Linked DNA regions of Homo sapiens: region 2 is linked to region 1. A link is an interaction called in ENCODE POLR2A ChIA-PET data of the cell type or tissue named here. Cell type or tissue: Caco-2. All regions are shown on one strand. Each heading gives the region's core, and the rest is flanking DNA. Links, peaks and the distances in the headings are about the cores only.

Region 1 (7,888 bases), core at 2,566-5,065:
TGGGATTAAAGGCCCACATACTTCAGTATGACCTCACCTTACCTTAACTAACCACATCTGCAACAGCCCTTTTTCCAAATTACGTCGCATTCTAAGGTATGGAGGCTAGGACTTTATATCTTTTTGAGGGGGACACACTCAACTCTTGACCTGGAAAACCTTTGCTGGCTCCTCATAGCTTAGCGTTCAAGCCTAAGGACCGAGGGGCACTCAAGGTTGCTCAGTCTGTCCTCAGCCCCCTCTCCCTTCTTCCCATTGGTCAATCTACTCACTTTACATCAAGCTTCCTAGCCTCCCAGGCCAGAAGCACACTGTGGTCTTGGTGGGCACTGCCTCCTGTCCCTACACTCCCCACTCCTTCTGCTGAACGGCTCTTCATAGATCATGCTCAATATCACCTCCTTCACTATGCCTTGCTTCAGCCTTCACCTGGAGGAATAAGGAATTCCCTTATGGCATTTTCCTTACAGCCCTGTCACAGCACTTACTGTGTGATGCAGTCACCTAGCTGTGATCCCATTTTATCTCAGCCAATCACCGCCTTTGGGTTTGGGACTCACTGAGTGATAGGGTTGTTAGGATTGGTGGCCGTGTTCCCCCAGCCCCCCAGAACCACTGAACTCCTAATCTGGTTGAAGTAAAATGATGCATTTGATGACTGGCCAAACAATGTGATATCTGAAAGAAGATATTACCTTCCCACATGGTAGGGGGCGTGTGCTTCCAGAGTGCAGGCCAGGTATCTGCAGGTGACGTCTGCCAGGCTGGGCACCCAGGAGGACAAGTGATGGGGGTCACAGGCTCTGGCTGCTTTTGGACAGCTGTAGGGTTGTGAGGAAGAGGGAAGCAGAAGGAAAAGAAGGAGAGGAAGGCAATTCTAGGCAGCTACCACTGAAAAGGAAGAGGAGCTCTTTTGCCCAAAACCTTAGGAGAAGGATCCAAGGTGGGGGACAGGGTTTGGTGGGGCAGCAGGTTCTAAGTGTGCCACATGGAATACAGAATAAGAAACTGCATCTGGAGATAATGTTTCTTGGGGGATGATAGATTATTACCAAAGACAGATGAAGTAGTAGAATCACTCTGGTTCCACTCAGGAAGCCATGCTTGGTTTCTCCTGCTGCATGCATCAGCAGTGCCATCTATTGGGGCTCGGAGTAAACTGTCGTGGTCCAGAACACGTGAAGACTGAATTCTCTTTCACACCCAAACCCACAATTACTGCATTAGTATGTGTTCAGTATGACTTATTGCAGATTAGGATTAAACTTTAATGAGAAGAGACATTATGCATGGCTATAATGCTTTTTCATTTAAAACGATTGGGAGGGGTGAAGGGAGAAAACTGTGTTCTTTAGCTCTGAACAACATTTTATCGTTCAGAAACGAGAATGATGTGCCTCCCAGGCCTGAGGTCAGCCCAGGCACCACCCTGTCCTCGTGGGATGCGGTGTGGCAAGCTCAGAGCAGCTTGTGCACACTCCCATGTTGTAGAGAATCTCTTCACACACATATTCTAAGAGATTATAGGGAGAGAACTTTGAGTTTATGCAATTTCCCAGAACAGTCAAAAGTCCATGTTTTTCTTTTTATTTTGAGTTTATAGTAAATGTTGTCTCTGCCATCCCAGTGGCAGGCTCATTTTTGTTCCTCCCACCTCTCCTTGACTATAGGTTCTCCCCATGGGGGCGGTCCTCAGTCCTTGTCCCTCGAATCCCACGACTTTACCTGCCATGGACATGCTGATGACACATGCGTCTACATCTGCTCCCCCCACACCCCATCTCTCGGCTTACTTCCAAATCCACCTGCCTAAATGCCTATCAGTCATCTCCGTCTAGATGACCTGCAGGCGCCTAAAACTCAACACATCCAAAGTCAGTTCAGTATCCCCCTTAAATCTATCCCTCTTACTTTCTTTTTCTTGGCTGAAGGCATAACGCCCACCAGGTTCCCCAAGCCGGAAATCCTGGAACCGTTCATTCTTGCCTCTTTTGTCCCTTGAACCACAGCTGCTTCATCTGTAAGGCACAGTGCTGGGACTACGCAGAGTGCAATGGTTTACACAGATAATTCAGGAATCAAGAGTCCTTCAAACAGAAATGATAAAATAAAAGGTAACACTTACATAGTATGGCTTATGTGGCAGGCACTGCCCTAATAGTGATTTAACTACCATTCAAATGTATTGGTTCATTTATTCAATCAAATTCTCACTGCAACTCTGAGCTAAGTATGATTATTATTTGTGTTTTATAGATAAGGAAACTGAAGCACAGACCTGTTAAGGAACTTGATTAAAAGTTCATTGGGGCCGGGTGGGGTGGCTCACGCCAATAATCCTAGCACTTGGGAGGCCAAGGCAGGCAGATCACTTGAGGTCAGGAGTTCGAGACCAGCCTGTCCAGCATGGTGAAACCCTGTCTCTACTCAAAACTATAAAAAATTAGCTGAGTGTGGTGGCACGCACCTGTAATCCCAGCTACTCCGGAGGCTGAGGCAGCAGAATCACCTGAAACCAGGAGGCAGAGGTTGCAGTGGGCGAAGATCTTTCCACTGCACTCCAGCCTGGGCGAAAGAGTGAGACTCCATCTCAAAAAAAAAAAAAAAAAAAAAAAAAAAAAGTTCATTGGATGGTTGGGTAAAAATATATCATTGCTGCCTTTTGGGAGCTCATAGTTGTAGAGGAGAATCAGACAGGCAACAAACAACCACCTGTGTGGAAGTGTGGAAGAGCTGTAATGGGGGCATGTGGAAGGCTCCCGAGGACAGGGATATACTCACATATGCCTGAGATGACACAGGGACCTGCACTTTGTTGAGAAGGATGAACATTAGTTTGAGTCTCCCCCTTTCTCAATCCCAGTGTGTGGGATTTAATTCAAGCCTATCACATTTCATACAAGCCTCATTAGGGGTGTGTCATTCATGGTAGGCTCATTACGTTGCAGGAGCAACCCCCAAATCCCAGGGACCTCATACACTAAAGGTTTGTTTTCACTGACACCACACATCAGTGCAGGTCAGCTGGGGCCGAACTCAGTGCCATCTCTCGGGGTCCTGGGCTGATGGAAGCTCTGGCTGGACACAAGTTCACAATCGCTGCAGCAGTGATAAGGGGTTGTGGCGACTCACACATGGCCTCTTAAAACTTCCATCCAGAAGCAACACAAGTTAACTCCTTCCAGGTTTTGTTGGCCAAGAGAGTCGCATGCCCACATGGGACATCAAAAGACATGAGGAATTATAATCCTACCAGGTCCCTGAAGAAGGCAAAGAAGAGTATTTGTGAACTACCCTAAGGGCTGTCATGGGGCTGGAAACTGAAAGTATCTTCTCTGAACATGGTGGATTTGGGACTTTCCTGACTCAGGTGTGGAACCTAAGCAGCCTTGGCAGCAGGAGGAAGGAGGCTGTGCTGGGATGGGCCCACATTCCCATGGTGGCAGGACAGGGAGCGGTGATGCCGAGCATGGAGATAAAAATAACTAAACTTGGCTGGGCGCGGTGGCTCACGCCTGTAATCCCAGCACTTTGGGAGGCAGGCAGATCACGAGGTCAGGAGATTGAGAACATCCTGGCTAACAAGGTGAAACCCCGTCTCTACTAAAAATACAAAAAAAATTAGCTGGGCGTGGTGGCGGGCACCTGTAGTCCCAGCTACTCGAGAGGCTGAGGCAGGAGAATGGCATGAACCTGGGAGGCACAGTTTGCACTGAGCTGAGATCGTGCCACTGCACTCCAGCCTGGGTGACAGAGAGAGACTCCGTCTCAAAATAATAAATAAATAAATAAATAAATAAATAAATAAATAAATAAATAACTAGACTTTCATAGCTCTTACTATGTGCCTGTCACTACCCTAAGTGCTTTACATATATCAACTCACTTGACTCTCAAGCCTAAGGCCCTAATAATTGTAGAGCTATAGAAGAATCTCTCTTCAGAAGAATCCCTCTGGGAGGGTTTCTAGTATCTAACTTTTCTCTTCTTTTCCCTCTAACATCTCACCAGTATGTTGTGCAACATCCTGAACCCAAAGCAAAGTTGATAGACTGAGTAACCACATTCTTTTGTAACAGGGTGTATTAGTTTGGTGGGAGCTGGAGGATATGACCCTTCCTCCAATTTCCATTTGGAATGTGGCTTCAAGAGAGTTAGCCAGTATCCTGTCTCCAGGACAAACATTTGTATCCAGAGATTTGCACAGTGGCTAGAGAGACACCTAGCAAACAATTTGAGCTTATTAATCACTGGGGTTCACACATGAGTAAATTTGTTGAATGAATTTGGGTGAAGCCAGATTTGACAGAAGCCTGATTGTTGAAGGGACAGGGGGACCCCTAGAGAGAATGTGTAGTCAGCAACTGAGCATGAGAGTGGAGCTAGAGAAGCCTGGTTCAGGGTCCTAGGTGCAATGATACTCAAACTGGGCCACCCTGTTCGTATTCTGCTGCTAAAACACAATATACAGACTAGGTAATTTTATTTTTAAAAAGAGATCTGTTTGGCTCACAGAAGCTGGGACGTCCAAGACTGAAAGCTGCATCTGGCAAGGGCCTTCTTGCTGCATCCTAAGATGGCAGAAGGGCATCATGTGGTGAGAGACACTGAGAGAGAGGGAGAAAAAGTGGGCAGAACTCCCTAACTTATGAAAATCCCATTCCTGAGATAATGACATTAATTCCTTCGTGAGAGCAGAGCCCTTATCACCTAATCATCTCTCTAAGGTCCCATTTTTTTTTTTTTTTTTTTTGAGACGGAGTCTCACTCTGTCGCCCAGGCTGGAGTGCAGTGGTGCGATCTCCGCTCACTGCAAGCTCCGCCTCCCGGGTTCACAACATTCTCCTGCCTCAGCCTCCTGAGTAGCTGGGACTACAGGCACCCACCATCACACCCGGCTAAATTTTTTTGTATTTTTTAGTAGAGACGGGGTTTCACCGTGTTAGCCAGGATGGTTTTGATCTCCTGACCTCGTGACGCCCACCTCGGCCTCCCAAAATGCTGGGTTTACAGGCGTGAGCCACTGCCCCCGGCCTTTTTTTTTTTTTTTTTTTTTGAGATGAAGTCTCACTCTGTTGTCCAGGCTGGAGTGCAATGGCACGATCTTGGCTCACTACAACCTCTGCCTTCCAGGTTCAAGTGATTCTCCTGTCTCAGCCTCCTGAGTAGCTGGGATTACAGGCATGAGCCACCACACCCGGCTAATTTTTTGTATTTTGAGTAGAAATAGGGTTTCACCGTGTTGGCCAGGCTAGTCTCGAACTCCTGACCTCAAGTGATCCACCCGCCTCAGCCTCCCAAAGTGCATGGGCCACCACGCCGGGCCCAAAGAACAATATCTTCTATGTTATTTAAATAATGTCAAGACTAGACAGGAACAGCTTCCAGATGTGTGATGATAGCCCAATAAAACTAAAGACCAATCTTACATATGAATATTAAGGCCAAAGGAGCTAAATAAAGAATAAAGAATTATGGTAAATAATTCAGAATGCCATGACCAAGTGGTGGTTATGCCAGAAATGCAAAAAGAGAAAAATTATTAGAAAATACACTAATATATTTCACCATAATAATAGATAAAATGAGAAAAAGCATATGATATCTCTCTAGAGCAGCATGTCCAATAGGAAGATAAAGTGAACCACGTGGGTAATTTTAGATATTCTAGAAGCCACATTTCAAATAAGTAAAAAGCAACAGATAAAACAAATTTTAATGATATTTTATTTAACCCAATATATCTAAAATGTACTGTCCTAGCTCACCGCAATTCAGACACAAAATTTTCATTGGAAAAGCTTGATCTGCATTAAGATTTAGTGAAGTTTATGATACAAAAAAGTAGGTGTATATATCCAAGTTGCAAACATACTTGAGTTTTTCAGTAACTGAATTATCAGTCTTAAAATTTAGTTTAATTAAAATTAAATTAAAAATTCAGTTCCTCAATCACACTAGCCAAATTTCAAGTGTTTGTGAGCCAGCCACAGGAGGTAATGGTTACCTTATTGAACAGCACACTTCTAGATGACGAAAAAGAATTTGATAAAATCAGCATACATCCTTGAGTTTAAAATCTCTGTCTACCTCTCTGGGATTTCAAGCAGTTCTTTTTAGAGGCAACTAATGTTAACTGAGAGAAACCCTGAGGGAGACATCACTTGTATACTCCTTTTTTCCTTTTGAATTTGTATTAAGTTCATCATCTCACATCTCACAAATAAAGGGGGGAGGGGGGAGGGATAGCATTAGGAGAGATACCTAATGTAAATGACGAGTTAATGGGTGCAGCACACCAACATGGCACATGTATACACATGTAACAAACCTGCACGTTGTGCACATGTACCCTAGAACTTAAAGTATAATTTAAATATATATATATATATATATATATATATATATATATATATATATATAAACTAATCACTTTAAAATTTTTTTTGCTGGGTGTAGTGGCTCACACCTGTAATCCCAGCACTTTGGGAGGCTGAAGCAGGCGGATCATGAGGTCAAGAGATCGAGACCATCCTGGCCAACATGGTGAAACCCCATCTGTACTAAAAATACAAAAATTACCTGGGCATAGTGGCGTGTGCCTGTGGTCCCAGCTACTCAGGAGGCTGAGGCAGGAGAATTGCTTGAACCTGGGAGGCAGAGGTTGCAGTGAGCTGAGATTGTGCCACTGCACTCCAGCCTGGTGACAGAGTGAGACTCCCTCTCAAAAAAATAAAAAGAAAAAAAATTTTTTTTCATACAAAATTCTAACAAAACTTTTCATGAGTGTAAATGTCTTGGTAAAGAGTTTACTCTAGTGAGTGCAAATGTCCATGAGGTTTTTTCTGGGGGGGTGATAAAAATGTTTTAACATTATTGTAACAATGGTTGCATAACTAGTAAATTTACTATTAAAAGTCATTGAGTTGTACTCTTAAAAAATAAATGGATTTAATTGTATATAAATTATATCTCAATAAAGCTCTTAACATAAATAAGTTTACTCCATATATAGATTCATGTAGATAAAGCTATAACATATAGATATAGACATAGACACAAATACAGGTACAGACATAGAGAAAGTAACATAGAGATAATAACAAACATAACTTCCTGATTATCTATTATATATATATAATACTTATGGATATCATACTTAATGATAACAACTTTTCTAGACAGGCATTAGGGATCCCGTTTTACAGATTTAAAAAACTGCAGCTCAGAGATGTTGGGTGTAACTGATAGTAAGTGGCAGGGTGGAGATTTGAGCTTGGGCCATTCAAGGCCTGTTCTGGGTCCACTTTATTGCCTCTATTATGAGAATATCCCCCAAATAATCCAGCCTGGGAAGCCAGAGTACCAGAGCTTCCTGGTGTTCTATCCTGGGATGCAAACCATGAAACCATGGCTGATATCTGAAAGGAGGAGAAAGAGGGAAGATGTAGACAGTGGTTCGTGCCTCGGTGTGAGTCAGCGGACAAACATCCCCTCTAGAAACAGTGTCAAGCTCTGAGGAATGCCTGCCCTCCCACTGCATGCGCAGCCCGGGACTCCTGCTCCCTCATGTGCCTCAGTCTCCTGATTTGGGTCTTCCTCTCGCTCCCATGCCACACCCAACGTGTTCATTCCAACCCAGCCTTGTAACGAAGCCCTCCAGCCGCCACTGCTACCTAAAGTCATCCCACAGTTTACAGTTCCAATAGAACTGCAGCGAGCTCAGGACATCGGGAACTACCAGAGCAAGTTCTGCAAAACTGTCACCTTTTAAAGGGTTAAAGGTAACATGTACAGGTGATGACTGCTTTTTGCAAAGTTCAAAAGAACTTGGAGGAAGCAGTATGAAAGCAAGAGCTGGAGGTTTTTTTTGAGAAGATGGTAAAAG
Region 2 (2,500 bases), core at 1-2,500, 65 kb after region 1:
GCTCCTCACTTCCTAGATGTGATGGCGGCCGGGAAGAGGTGCTCCTCACTTCCTAGGTGGGATGGCGGCCGGGCGGAGACGCTCCTCACTTTCCAGACTGGGCAGCCAGGCAGAGGGGCTCCTCACATCCCAGACGATGGGCGGCCAGGCAGAGACACTCCTCACTTCCCAGACGGGGTGGCAGCCGGGCAGAGGCTGCAATCTCGGCACTTTGGGAGGCCAAGGCAGGCGGCTGGGAGGTGGAGGTTGTAGCGAGCCGAGATCACGCCACTGCACTCCAGCCTGGGCACCATTGAGCACTGAGTGAAGGAGACTCCGTCTGCAATCCCGGCACCTCGGGAGGCTGAGGCTGGCGGATTACTTGCGGTTAGGGGCTGGAGACCGGCCTGGCCAACACAGCGAAACCCCGTCTCCACCAAAACCAGTCAGGCGTGGCGGCGCGAGCCTGCAATCGCAGGCACTAGGCAGGCTGAGTCAGGAGAATCAGGCAGGGAGGTTGCAGTGAGCCGAGATGGCAGCAGTGCAGTCCAGCTTCGGCTCAGCATGAGAGGGAGACCGTGGAAAGAGAGGGAGAGGGAGACCGTGGGGAGAGGGGAGAGGGGAGAGGGGAGAGGGAGAGGGAGAGGTGTAAGTTCATTTTTTGCATATAGATATCCAGTGGTCCCAGCAACATTTGTTGAAAATTGCCTTCGCACCTTTGCCAAAAATCAAATGACCATAAAAATAAGTATATACTTTTGGACTCTATTTTGTTCTATTGATCTATGCATCTGTTTTATGCTAATATCACACTGTCTGGACTTCTTTGGCTTTATAGTAAGTTTTGAAATAGGTAGTGTAAGTCATTCAACTTTGTTAACTTTTTCTAAAGTGCTTTAACTGTTCTAGGTCATTTGTATTTCCAATTGTATCAGCTTGCCAATTTCTACAAAAAAAAAAAAAAAAAAAGCCAGCTGAGATTTTGATAGCAATTGGATGGAACCTACAGATCAATTTAAGGAGAATTGCTGTCTAACAATATTGAATCTTCCCGTTCATGAATAAGAAATATCTTTTCATTCATTTAAATCTTCTCTAATTTCTCCCCCAAAATTTTTATAGGTTTTCTGTGAATAACATTTCTTTCATTGAATTTTTCTTGAATTTCTTTCATTCTTTTTTTTTTATTATTTTTTTTGTTCAAGTATTTTGTTCCTTTTGAATAAAGAAGCCTGGTGTGGATGGAGAGCTGATCCAGCCCTTCTGTGGCTCTCCTGTTTCCAGGATCTCGTTATTACAATTTTGGCTGGTCCAGCTATCGGTTGCATGCACCCTACTGGGACTAAAACCTCAGGCTAGCCCAGCTGTGAGCTTTCCCCATTCATTTTCTACCAAGTTCACTACTTTTGCTGATAAGATCATTAGGCATGTGCTTCTGCTCTGCTCTGAATCAAGCCAGCCTTCTCCATCAGTGGAGCTGCTGGCTTTCACGGCTAGCCCTGCCTTAGGAAACTCCCCTGCCGACGGGCTGGGGTAAGAATGGAGCTGCCTCTGCTGGAAGGACGCTCTCTTCCACGCATCTTACCCAAAACTCTAGCAGCTTTTCCTAAAGAAAAGCTTGCCAGTTTGTTGTTTGTCTTAAGATGATTTTCAGAGTCCTGAAATGGTTGCTTTTGAAAACTTTGTTCACTTACATAATTTTTTTGGGTGGGAGAGAATTTGTCAACTTCCTTATTATGCCATAGACAAAAGTTGCTCTATATTTTATATATATACACATATGGAATGGGGTGGGGGAGAGATAGAGAGAGAGAGAGAGAGTGTCTTGCTTGGTCACCTAGACTGGATTGCAGTGGTGTGATCACGGCTCATTGCAGCCTTGACCTCCTGGGCTCAAGAGATCTTCCCACTTCAGCTTCCTGAGTAGCTGGGACTACAGACACGCACTACCATGCCCAGCTAATTAAAAAAAAATTGTTACCCAGGCTGGTGTTGTACTCCTGGGCTCAAGCAGTCTTCCTGCCCCGACTTCTCAAAATGCTGGGATTATAGGTGTGAGCCACGATGCCCAGCTCTAAAATGTAATTGATATGGAGACCTTGACTACCATGAATTTCACCAGTGGAAATCTGTTTCCATTAGTCATCATGCCATTAACAATCCACTGATTTTACTAATATCCCATTGCTATATTCTCCCTGGTAATTAACAAAGTGCTGCTGTCATGGAGACAGAAAGAGCAGGGTGCCTCTGGAATGTGGGCAGTATTCCGGATTGGAGAACCACCAGCTAACTATCCAGGAAGACACATCACCTGTTTTAATACTAGCTGCTTAACCTGTGTCTCTCACACACACATATACCATACCACAGTCTATACTGAAGTATTTTCTTTTTTTTTGAGACGGAGTCTCGCGCTGTTGCCTGGGCTGGAGCGCAATGGCGCGATCTCGGCTCACTGCAACCTCCGCCTCCTAGGTTCAAGCGATTCCCCTGCCTCAGCCTTCTGAGTAACTGGAAT

The links. Peaks named below come from ENCODE experiments on the same cell type or tissue, not always from the same donor. Only the 100,000 strongest peaks of a DNase experiment are listed, where the experiment ranks them.
Region 2: POLR2A ChIA-PET joins it to region 1 with 7 read pairs; 2 of 35 experiments call an interaction of 5 or more read pairs at or near these places.

The regions. Positions count from the first base shown.
Region 1 is chr18:7,158,059-7,165,946 of GRCh38, reverse strand. No RefSeq gene overlaps it. Among named protein-coding and RNA genes, the nearest start is that of LAMA1, 44 kb to the right of the region's middle. RefSeq lists an enhancer at 7,235-7,735. In Caco-2, for the core only: no CTCF peak of the experiment used is centred there; a DNase peak (open chromatin) is centred at 4,125.
Region 2 is chr18:7,095,948-7,098,447 of GRCh38, reverse strand. All of the region lies in intron 1 of LAMA1 (laminin subunit alpha 1), which reads left to right. Among named protein-coding and RNA genes, the nearest start is that of LAMA1, 21 kb to the left of the region's middle. In Caco-2, for the core only: no CTCF peak of the experiment used is centred there; no DNase peak of the experiment used is centred there.